2 separate regions of the Homo sapiens genome follow, and region 1 is linked to region 2. A link is a contact called in ENCODE Hi-C data. All regions are on one chromosome and are shown on one strand. The core of a region is the stretch at or near the end of the contact, and the rest is flanking DNA. Distances in the headings are between cores, read along the strand shown. Region 1 holds the start of FAM174A-DT (FAM174A divergent transcript). Region 2 holds the start of SLF1 (SMC5/6 complex localization factor 1).

Region 1 (5,378 bases), core at 1,189-3,688, 5.9 Mb before region 2:
GTGGTAATATGCTTTTAACACTTAGAGTGTGAGTGCAGATTTGCTAGCCTTTGTGAACCAACAATATCTAGCTCAAATAATATTTCTTACAGCTGTGGTTCTCAAATATTGCTTACGCCTGCTGTTTTGGATTTCTTTACATTCTTAAAATTGTTCAGGAACCCAAAATAACTTATATTTATGTGAATTACACATATCAACTTTACCATATTAATTAAACTTGAGAAAACCTATACTTATCAACTGATTTAAAATAATAGTAAACACATTACAAGTTAACATAACTTTTATGAAAAACAACTATATTTTCAAAAAAGAAAAAAACGTAAAAAGAATGACATTTAGATTCTTATTTCCAATTCCCTTTAATATCTGGCTTAAGGTGATAGGAGTAGATAAAAAATAGAAACAAAAAATAGGAAATGGATAGATTTTTATATTTACTTCTGCATTAAATCCTTTGCAATGTGTTGTTTGGTTGAAGCATACAAAGTAATTCCATCTTCGCACAGATATAAACTTGGAATGGAAAGAAACATTTTAATAGCCTTTTTATATATGAGTGGTTATTCCTTTATGATACTACTACACCAAAACTTGACAAGCAGTTTCTTAAAGATTAGTTGCAATGTGGAATCTGAAACAATATCAATGAACTACTTGTACCCTATAAGCCTGTAACAGAATGTATTATTTTGAAAATAGTTTTAATACTGTAGATGCCCTGAAGAGGTCTAAGTGAAACTCCCACCTGTGTGGTTCCCTGGCCCACATGTCAAGAACCACTGGCTTACACTATTTTTTAACTAGCCAAGTGATGTTGGTTTTCCATTCATGATAATAACGACTTGTTTAAAAGGAAACTTTTGCTTTAAATAATCAGTTTAAAGAAATATGTTAAATTACAATACAGAGGGTATTTATGGGAAAAACGTGAATTTTGAAAACAATAAACAAACATAAGCTGCAAACCTACCCTCTACACTTATTTTATAATGAAATAAACTGCTAGACAGCTTTCCCTCACCTTATCTCTTTGCTGGCTTCTCCTAATGGTGAGGTCTTGGCTCTGTATGTCAACTCTTCAGGAAGGTGATTCTCTGCCACTTAGGTGGCAGATTAAAGGGCAATACTAGGAAACACTGATAGTAAGGAAGAACTTTTCTTCTCCTGAATTTTATAAAAATAAAATATCCATAAGGCACCTCTATATTACTATTAATCCACTCAAATATATATTGATTTCCTATTAAGTGGCAGCATTGTACAAATAATTTGTAAGACTCACAAACCTACTAAATAGATATCCTGTCTTTAAAGAGTTTGCATTCTGATTGGCAAAATTTTGACCAGTTAGGTATACAAAAATTTAGACTAGAAAGGTAGAAGTATTACAAGACAGAGTAGTCAAAATTCTAGGGAATAAAGATTATCCTCACTTCAGAGAAAGGGTGCCCTTTGAGGCTGACGTGGGTTGTAGGTCAGATGAAGAGATTTGGAGGTAGGGCACTCATTTATAAACAAAAGGCAGCAATTAGTTATAGGTTTAAATTGCTCCAAAGGTAACAGGCCTTTAAGAAAGTCAATATCATATTCTTAAGCAGGAGTCCCTGATGCTGGGGAAGGGGGAAAGGGTCACAGAAGTCAGCCTTGCTGGAGATCACCGGCCTGCGTATCTCAGGCCCACGGGGGTGCCCCACCGAGGCTTTGCCTCACCTGACCGTCCTGACCACGAAGTACACCAGCACCGCGCCGCTCACCACCATCAACACGGTCAGGGCCCGCTGGGTCATGGGCTTGTCGCCAGGGTTGGGGCTCACAGCAAGGCCGCCACCCACCGAGCCTTCCCCGGCCTTCCCTCCGTGATCGTCCGTCTCAAGCCCGGCCACAGGGTTGCTGCCATTGCCTCCCTCGGAGCCCCGCGGCCCCGCAGCTTCAGCCAGACCACGGCCCGGCTGCTGGGCAGGGGTAGGGCCCGGTGGCAGCGGCGGTAATGTCCGTGGTCTAGGGTCAGGAGGCCCAAGACCTGGCGCGGCCTCGGCTGCCTGCAGCAGGACTGCCAGGGGCCCGCTTAGTTCAGGCAGCAACAGCAGGAGGAGGACGGAAGCCAAGAGGTGGCTGAGACAGCAGCAGCACTGCGAGGCCTTCATCGTTCCCGGACCGCTCTCTCACCACCCGGGAGCCGCCAGGCCCGCCACGCTGGCTCCAAGAGGGACCATAGGCGCGGTGGAGAATGAAGCAGAGGTGACCAAACGCCAGGGAGAGGCCCGGTCGTGGCAGGTGGCAGAAGCTACAGCAGTGGCAGCTGCCCGGAGAACCGGAAGTTCGTACATCTCAGCGGCCACTGCTGCTAAGGACGCCTTCGGTTGCTAACTTGTAGGGGCGGATGCACTTGGTGACGTCAGAGGCCTAGCGCCCAGTGCGCACGCGCACTTGTGTAAAAAGCGAGGACGTGACCGTTTTGGAAGCATTGTTCTTTTCACTGTTAGTGAGGAGCGGTCAAGGATGCGTATTAAGAAAGTAAGTAGACAAAAAGAGATTGTGTAAAATGTACAGCAACTCTCTCATGCAGGAACCCTGAGAGATTGGAAACTCATAATCTGAATTCATTGGTGTCAAACTGCAATAACACATTTAATCTGTAAGCCAGAAGGGCTTAGTTTTCCTTAGCTTCATTACAAGCTTTAAGCAGGCTTTTTTTCCTGCCTATGGGTCCCTGACCTCCCTTTCTAAAGAGCATTTGCTTGTAATGAGTTCATGTCCTTTGTAGGCACATGGATGAAGCTGGAAACCATCATTCTGAGCAAACTATTAGAAGGACAGAAAACCAAACACTGCATGTTCTCACTCATAGGTGGGAATTGAACAATGAGAACACTTGGACACGGGATGGGGAACATCACACACCGGGGCCTGTCGTGGGGTAGGGGGGAGGGATAGCATTAGGGGATATACCTAATGTAAATGACGAGTTAATGGGTGCAGCACAGCAACATGGCACATGTATACATATGTAACAAACCTGCACGTTGTGCACATATACCCTAGAACTTAAAGTATATTAAAAAAAATTACTTTAGAAAACTTTACCATTGTAAGTTATTTCTCTTCCCTTTTCAGATGTAAATATTTTTTAAAGCTTCTGGCCAGTTATATAATTGAAAACTATCTCAAGGGTATGGAAAGCCATCATGCCTTTGAAATATAATCAGCAAGGAAGGTAGTGGGCCATCTCTTATTTTGTGTGAGAGGAAAGGAACCTAACTGTTGTAGGCTTCTCGCTTCAAGTTGTAAAACCACCTCCTGTCATGGAGGAGAAAATTTACTTTTCCTTTGGGTAAAGTCAATCAGCAAACTCAGGTGGCCGGTGATCTTCCCAAAATAGCTCTTAATAACTCTCCACTCCTTTTTTTCTTTTAGAGGAGTTGAGATTAGAAGAGTTTTATCCCCTTTCCCAACAGCAGTAGTCTTCAATAATGTCTTCCTTGCCTGTTTGACTTCAGTAATATGGAACTTCAATTTGTGCAGATAACTAGAAGTGGCCGCATGATGTACCTCTCACCAATGAGATGCCTGTCAAGGGTATACGTGGGTCTTTTGAGTAAGTTATTGTTTTCATTGCTAAAAGAGAGACAGATACAGGTAGATATATACAGAGAGAGAGCCAGAAACACACACACATGCATACACACACCTACCTCTCTCATTATTCCTTTCCCCCTTTCACTTGCCTGCCCTCTCTGCACAGAAAGTTCTGGCCCTAACCTTGAAAAGAATATGACCCAGCTAGTCCTCTGATCCTAGTAGACTGTGGGATATCTGGCGTAAACTATGACTAAACCTATAGCCTGGCACCAAATGCAGCCAAGGTTAGCTTAAGTTAGTCAACCCCAGCTTGACCAAAGAAGTGAAAAATAAATGCTTATTTGCTGTATGCCACTGATATTTCTATGGTTATTGATTATGCCACATTATTCTAGCAATAGTTGATTAAGAAGCTAGAATCAAATCATGGTATTAATTAGGAGAATATAATAATGTGGCAGTAACCTGATACAAATTTCTCATTCTGAGATTTTTTCCCCTTATTTATGTATTTTTTTTTTATATCCTGTGCTTGGTACAACTTGTTTGCAAGCCAATTGATAACAAGTAAATGAACAAGTATATTAAAATTAAGAGAAAAATTCATAAACAACTAATTTTACTTAGTTTGAAAGATTGTATTTCACATAGATATTTGTGCTCAAAATTGTAACTTTCTATTGCACAAACAAAACACAGTATCTTCTCCTAGGAAAATTTTTGTTCATTCCCATGACAGATTTCAAGATGTCATTATATAATGATGTTTTACAAACAATATGGTATTCTAAAAAGAGCACAGTAACTTCCAGGTATGTTGCCTGCTTAAGATCACTTTTGTTGAGAATTGAGTATCTCTGAAAAATCTGATTTTGTTTTTGTTGTTGTTGTTTAGTTAGTTGGTTGCTATATCAGGAGAGATCTGTACTTAAAAAGTTTATCCTGGCAGTAATATAGCCATTTTAAGTGAAGGTAGAAAGTGCTGGGCACCAAGCAGGTTAGTATATAGTCCTAGGGCTATAGAGGCCTGTAGGATTGGATTAATGGGAAAAAAGTTAGGGAAATGGACAGGATATGACAATATCTGGATGCAGGTAGTAAGGGAAAGGAAAGAGATTCTTAAATTTCAGTGTACATGAAAATCACTCTGAGAGCTTGTTAAAAATGCATATATAGTCCATGTCTCCACTTCCAAAAATTCTGTCCAGAATTTCTAAAATAGTGATCTAGAATCTCCAATTTTAACAAATTCCCTTTCTTATTCTGTTTTGGGTAATTGAGAGCTGCATTTTGAGAAACATTAGAACATAGCTTTCCTAATCATTTGGAAACAATAGTTTGATTCTAAGATTTCAGAATCATTTAGCTCTTTGCATGTCCCAGTTATTGCCAAGGACTGCTGCAGATGGGAATTTGGGGTAACAAATGATACCAAGGTTTTATGCCTGCACATCTGGGAGAATGATAATGCCATTAATCAAGATGAAGAACATGACAAAATCAGATTTTGGAAGGAAGGAAAGATAATGCACATTTTCTTTTTTGTCATTCCTTTTTTTTTTTTTGACAAGTTGAATGTTGGACTTTTTTGGGAGGAGGCATTAAATACTAACTCTATTCTATTTTTTGGGAGAGGCATTAAATACTAACTCTATTCCATTTATAATGTGGAATGAAGTTCTGAGTAAGGAAGATGGGAAATCAAAAGGGCATTTTATTACTGATAAATGCCATTTGGAAGCTGACACTAGGGTGTACCACAAATGGGCTTCTTTACACTGAAACTCAACATT
Region 2 (6,119 bases), core at 3,549-6,048:
TGACTTCTGACAGTTAAGTTTTATTTTTACTGTCAAAAAAATTAAAATTATATGACATTCTTGGTTATGAGAAAATGTCCTTTTGTAGTAATTATTAAAATCTTATCTATAATTAACAAAAATTAGTTACTTACCTTGAACAATAAAATACAACTAAGGAGACAATGACTATAAACAGAGTTGGCCTTTATGCATAGCAAGCAACTGTCTCTGTGGTATGGAGTTTCCCAAAATATCTCCCACATGGGCCTATTCTTGATGCCTGAAATTCCTTTGTAGTTGGTGCCAGTCCAAAATGCAAAGAAAACTTATAGAACTCTTCATCTTAATTAAGAACACTATTTATTATAAACTAGCTTTTTAGGTTCTTTGAATTCTTTATAATGTAACACATAGCTAGAACATGTTTGAAGAACATGTTGAAAATTGAGCTCAGAGACAAGGAAAGACAGGAATACAGATATGAATACAAAAGTCTGGTTTGAGAGGCAAGATGAAAGAGCAGGGTACAACCCTTGGGAAAAAGCGGAAGGTGCTACAAAAATGAGAGACAGGGATGCATAAATGGGGTTTTGTAAGGAAAATAAGGATAAACTTTTCCCTACTCTACATTATATAGGGCTGGTTTCTTTTATAACCAGCCCTACCCATAAAAGAGAAGTAATCTTAGAAATAAATTGTATGGTATCATTAGCTAAAATAAATATTTAAGACTTAATAAAAAAACTTTGATTTATATATTTATATTTAAGAACTAAAGTTTTCCCCCCAAAATAACCTTTACAGACTTGTCTTTCAATTTTAACATGCACTTATTATAGAAAATTTGAAAAATATTACAAAGTATATAGAAAGATTAAAATCATCTCTAATCCCTTCAGCCTGTAATACCATTGTTAACACTGGGGAGGGATGTTGACTTTTAGGTTTTATCTGAGTGTAAAAAATATATATAACAAAATTTGGATATTACATTGTTTCATATCTTCATTTTTATGTAATGTTATATTGTGATCATTTTTCCATGCCACTTAATACTCTTCATGGTTTTAAGGTCATGATGAAAACTAGTGGTTTCTCAGTGTTTGTTATTTTGGTGAATTCTTTTGATTTTAAACCTACTTTTACAGCAAACTAAGGAAAATTATTTGAAACTCCCCTCATCTGAAAAGCATATACCAAGCACTGAATGCAGTCAAGATTTCTGCTCTGAATTAAACAGTCTGAAAAATTTTCATTTCTCTTATTCAAAACATTTAACTGGGAAAGTAAACAAATAACTGTTAAAACTGAAAAGGGTCCAAGTGTTGGATCTCTGTTTGAACCAATATTGCAAAAGGTAGACACATGTCACAGTACTTATACTGTGTGTATAAAATACTGTTTGACGTTTAACTACAAGTGGCGTTTAGAAATTCTGGCCCCTTTAGGCCTAGGAGCCAAATTAGGCCCTTGGTTTAATATCATTCAGCTGGCCTTCAGACTTTTTTTTTTAAAGACACAGTGTCTATTTCCTGCCCCATCCTTCAAAGATAGGAGAGATGCACACGCACGTGTGTATGTGTGTGTGTGTGTGTGTGTGTATAAATATTAATTATTTGACAGAAGCATCCAGTGATGAGACTTGAGGGCTGTTCTTACTTCCATAGCATTATTTGGGAAAGAAGCAGTAATTAGTCCCTCTGATGACAAATTTAGCGCTAGAAGGAAGAAACAGAACAAGCCCCAAAGTGAATATGGTGAGAAAAAAATGAGAAGCTTAGGAGGACATACGGAGATGTCCAATCTATCCAGTACTGTACAAGGCACAGGCTGGGCAGATGTTAATTTCGGGATGAAGGAGTCCTTAAGGAAGCAAGTTGGTCAAGAGAGGAAAGGTTCAGAAAAAGAATAGGTGGACAGTAGATATCGGTTAGCCATAGAAGTCAAATGTGCTTTGGTATCCTAGGAAATTTGGTTTACTTAGAAGGAAGACCATACGTCTAAGGTTGAACAAGCAGGATTTAATTTTTATGGAGGACCTACTGTGGTTTATACCACAGTATATATGTTAGCTCATTTCCTTCTTCACAACATAAGTGCTATTTATTTTTCTTGTGCAGATGAGGATACTGGGAAATCGGAGTGATTAAGAAACTACTTCAAGGGTACACAGCTAGTAAATGGTAAAAACAAGATGCACATATAAGTCTTTCTGCAAAAACTGTATGCCTTTTCTACAATACCAAGGTGAATTAAATTGCAGAACTTAGTCTAATACTTTTAACCACATTATAATTTCATAAAGCAATCTACTTTCAGCTAACACAAAAGAAAGATACATTAAGTGAAAGAACAGTACAAGGGTGGGAAGACATTTAGAACAGCAATATCACTGAAAAAATTTAAACATAATTATAAATTATTTTCAGTAAAATAACAGTGCCTAAAATTTCAAAGCATTTCTAGAAACAATCTAAAGAGTGCTCTTTTTGTCTAATGAGAAACAAAGTTTTCATTATTTTCCTCTCAAAAGTGATTTGGTATCAATCATTAGAGTGATTCATATGAGAAAGTCTTTCTTCCTCCTCAAAAATAACCAGACAGTGTATTTTAAATTTCAAAGTAATTTTGATAGAAAGTATGAATTAAGTGAACTTAAAAGTTCCAGGGTTATTTTACTTTTAAGCAGTAACATGCCCTTATAAGGTGAAAAACAGTACATAGTACATTATACAGATATATTTTCTATTAGTATATTCAAAGAGTCAACTACAAGAGTAACAGATGATGTCTCATTTTAGTTACATTCTTGAGAGAATTCGTTTTGTTTAGGGTTTATTATTCAAAGCCAACACAGAATTTTTTATTTTACTTTCTAAAAAAGTTTTATTTAAATGGTGAAAACCCTACTTTAGGGTAATATAATCAAGATACATATAATAAGGAAAGTACTAATAAATAAAAGCTATACTATTGGTTTCCCAAAACGCAATGTTTTTGAACATCAGTGGAAAATGTGGATGCTTATTACGAAATCTTCAGTTCTGAATTTTGATTATGAAAAGTAACCACATTTGATCATCTTTTCAATGACTTTCACGTGATCCACGCTTTATGCTTTAGGGAAGCAAGAAAATGTTAGGTTATATAATTCAATTTTACTTAATAACGCATAATAAAATCTGGATTTAGAAAACAGAATAGGGGTTTATTTGCAGTACTGAAGGTTCGCTGTCTTTACAATAAAATTGACTTAAACATTCAAGTATTTGAACATCCTAGTTCCTTTAAATTAAGAATACTCAAGAGTTACCCGGTGGCTCACGCCTGTAATCCCAGCACTTTGGGAGGCCGAGGCGAGCGGAACACTTGAGATCAGGAGTTCGAGACCAGCCTGGACAGCATGGTGAAACCCTGTCTCTATTAAAAATACAAAACATTAGTCGGGCGTGGTGTCGCGCACCTGTAATCCCAGCTACTCGGGAGGCTGAGATAGGAGAATTGCTTGAACCTGGGAGCCGGAGGTTGCAGTGAGCCGATAGGCACTGCACTCCAGCCTGGGCAACAGAGCAAGGCTCTGTCAAAGAAAGAAAGAAAGCAAAGGAAGGAAGGAAAGGTAAGAAAAGAAAATAAAGAAATATACTCTTTAATATAAATTCACCTCATACTAGCAACTTAGGTATTGAACACCTGCAATATACGTAATCAAACTTTCCAATAATGAGAACATCTTGCACATCCACAGGTATTTCCAAGAATTGAGGCACAACGGAATAACATAAACCAAAAAGTCCACAAGGTGCATTGTCTGTCACACATACATTGTAAATTCAGTTCAAATGTTCATTCCCAATATTTCAACAACAACAACAAAATTTTTTAATAAAGTCATTCGTCAAAAAAGAGGCTGGCGCCTCCAAAATCAAGCTCCATCTAACTCCTGAGTCAAATAATGATATGAAGTACCCGAGACGGACCAATTTTTTTTTTGTCAATATTTAATCTGAGGCTTTGGAAGTGGAAGAAATCTTAAAATAGCCACTCAGTCTTGTTTCCAGCCTTCAGGCAGCTGAAATATAAACCCCAGGAACACAGACCCTCCCTTCAGCGAAAAGTGTATGTGTGTATGTTTGTGTTTAAAGGCCTATAGCAGTCAGAGATAGGATCACTGCCGTTTTAGCAGTTTAAAAAAAAAAAATTCTACTAGAGAGGAAAGAATGACACAATTTTCTTCGTCACAGGAAAGTGGGCCTGGGGTATCCCAGCCACCTTCGCAGACGCTAAGTTATGGAAAGCAGCCAAAATTCTGGTATCAGGATGAGGCGTCCCCATGGGTTCTATGGAAACGAGAGACGCGGGGGGCCTAGCGCCTTCCAGGCGGCGGGCCGAGCGGCAGAGCTGCGCAAGCAGAAGCGGGGGAAGTGGCTCAGCCCAGTACTGCAGAGGGGCGCTCGGTGGCAGTCCCCGCAGCGGCACGGGCGAAGCGTCGCGGGGTCTGCAGCTGCAGCCCACCAACTCCGGCGCCGAGCGCGAAGTCGGGAGAGCTGGAACGAACTGCAGCTGGAGAAAGCGCGAGAGCCAGACACCGCTGCCGCTCACCCCAGCCGCTTCCTTCCTAGCCTCACAGCCGGGAGGCAGAAACTTCGGAGGTACCGCCCGGCGAAGAAACATCCCCACAGAGACAGAATACACTGTGTCTTCCTAGCTGAGCCCCTTTACCTTCCCGGTGTCTGGGATGCTTCCTTCGGTGGCAGCGGCGGCAGGGGCGACGACTGCCGCTGCAGCACTCAACTGCTTCACGAATCCGGGCTCTGGGAAACAATTTCCCGCCGCGCGCTAGGCAGCCCCGGAAGCGATAGTACCATTTCCGGGTGGTTGTCAGTGACGCTCCGGAGCCGTCGCCAGGGTGGTAATACCTGGTGCAGAGCTTGAGTCTGGCCAGCGGGTCAGGCTCTTGCTAGATCAGCACCGGAGGTGGAAGACTGGTAAGTGATTTTACTGGGTTTTCTCCTGCGCCTGATATTAATGGCTGGCCGGGGCTCTGTGCAGCATTATGGCCAGCCCGAGAAGTGAGTGGGCGAGGGTGGAACCAGAAGGAGTCCCCATCAAACCCCGTGGCGCTTGACACCCAGTGCAGCTGGAGAAGGCCCTGGGATCCCGGCTTACCGTCTTATCCACTCGCAAAATCTGTCTCCGACTTGGAACTCGACCTCGGGTCACCAAGTGTCCCTGGGCGAGGCCGAAGACACCGTGTACCGTGACTCGGCGTTGTGCCGAGTTTCTCTACCAATGATCAACGAGTTTCCTATCTCCCATTGGCAGCGTTTGGCCACTCTTGATTCCTGAGTACTGTTTCCGTAGTTCTGGGGTGCCGTGCCTGGAAGGCAGGAGGTTGGCTGAAGAAGACATCTTTTACAAACATTTAGGAAGTGAGATGGGGAGGTTCCTTCCTGATTTAGAATTAATTGAAGGTTCCTCCCGCCATTTGAATTGGATGAGAAGAACGGTCTTTGTTTTCATGGCTGAGACATAAGAGAACAAGCTTGTAATTTCATGCTTGGGCATTAGATGCATTTTTGGAAAGCAGTGATCAGTAAGTATGTGTGCTTTCAGAAAGGAATGCTTGCGTTCTGCTCCAGGCTTTGTCGATAATGAAGGATTCAGGAGAATTTTGGATGGAGGTCTGAGGTAGCCAGAATAGTTGTAAAGAGAAATTGCTTCCGACAAAGGGATAATGTGAGGAAAGGTGCTCATTTAAGATTTGAAAGATGTGATGTAGTGAACCTTGGCGACTTCTCTTAAGTAATGCAATTTCTTAGGTAACTAGTTTTCACTTGCCACCTTATATTTAGATAATTACCTCCCCACCAACCCCCGTAAAAGGCAGCTGACTGTTATTTTTTCAAAACAGTCAGTTCCCGAAAGAGTTGTAGGTACTATTGCATTTTTTTTATGGGTATGCTCCTCATACCCATAAAAACATTTTCTTTATCGGAGCATACCGATAAAGAAAAATGCAATATGTTCAATTCAAGGCCCCTGTTAACACCAGGCCAGTGTCTTCTTAACCTTTTGAGAGTAATGCAACAAACCATATTTAGGACAGCACATTGATTTTCTGGCCTTGTTGGTTAATA

Evidence for each region. A loop is a pair of places that touch in the nucleus more often than their neighbours do. Pooled maps may share reads with other maps.
Region 1: a loop to region 2 is called in a map of CD8-positive, alpha-beta T cell, with 8 times the contacts of the local background. The contact joins the promoter of FAM174A-DT here to the promoter of SLF1 in region 2. A Hi-C loop is called at or near these places in 2 of 168 maps with a recorded cell type or tissue (CD8-positive, alpha-beta T cell and naive thymus-derived CD4-positive, alpha-beta T cell) and 8 of 50 pooled maps.

What each region holds. Positions count from the first base shown.
Region 1 is chr5:100,532,303-100,537,680 of GRCh38, reverse strand. FAM174A-DT (FAM174A divergent transcript) reads left to right here and starts at 2,438. Exons shown (of 5, transcript NR_172939.1): 1 at 2,438-2,520; 2 at 3,529-3,601. It overlaps FAM174A (family with sequence similarity 174 member A), which reads right to left and starts at 2,307. Exons shown (of 3, transcript NM_198507.3): 1 at 1,717-2,307. The coding sequence starts at 2,150. RefSeq lists an enhancer at 2,049-2,348.
Region 2 is chr5:94,617,348-94,623,466 of GRCh38, reverse strand. It overlaps SLF1 (SMC5/6 complex localization factor 1), which reads right to left and starts at 4,798. Exons shown (of 21, transcript NM_032290.4): 1 at 4,702-4,798. It overlaps KIAA0825, which reads left to right and starts at 4,863. Exons shown (of 21, transcript NM_001145678.3): 1 at 4,863-4,967. RefSeq lists enhancers at 4,077-4,186, 4,577-4,756, 5,067-5,246, 4,985-5,849.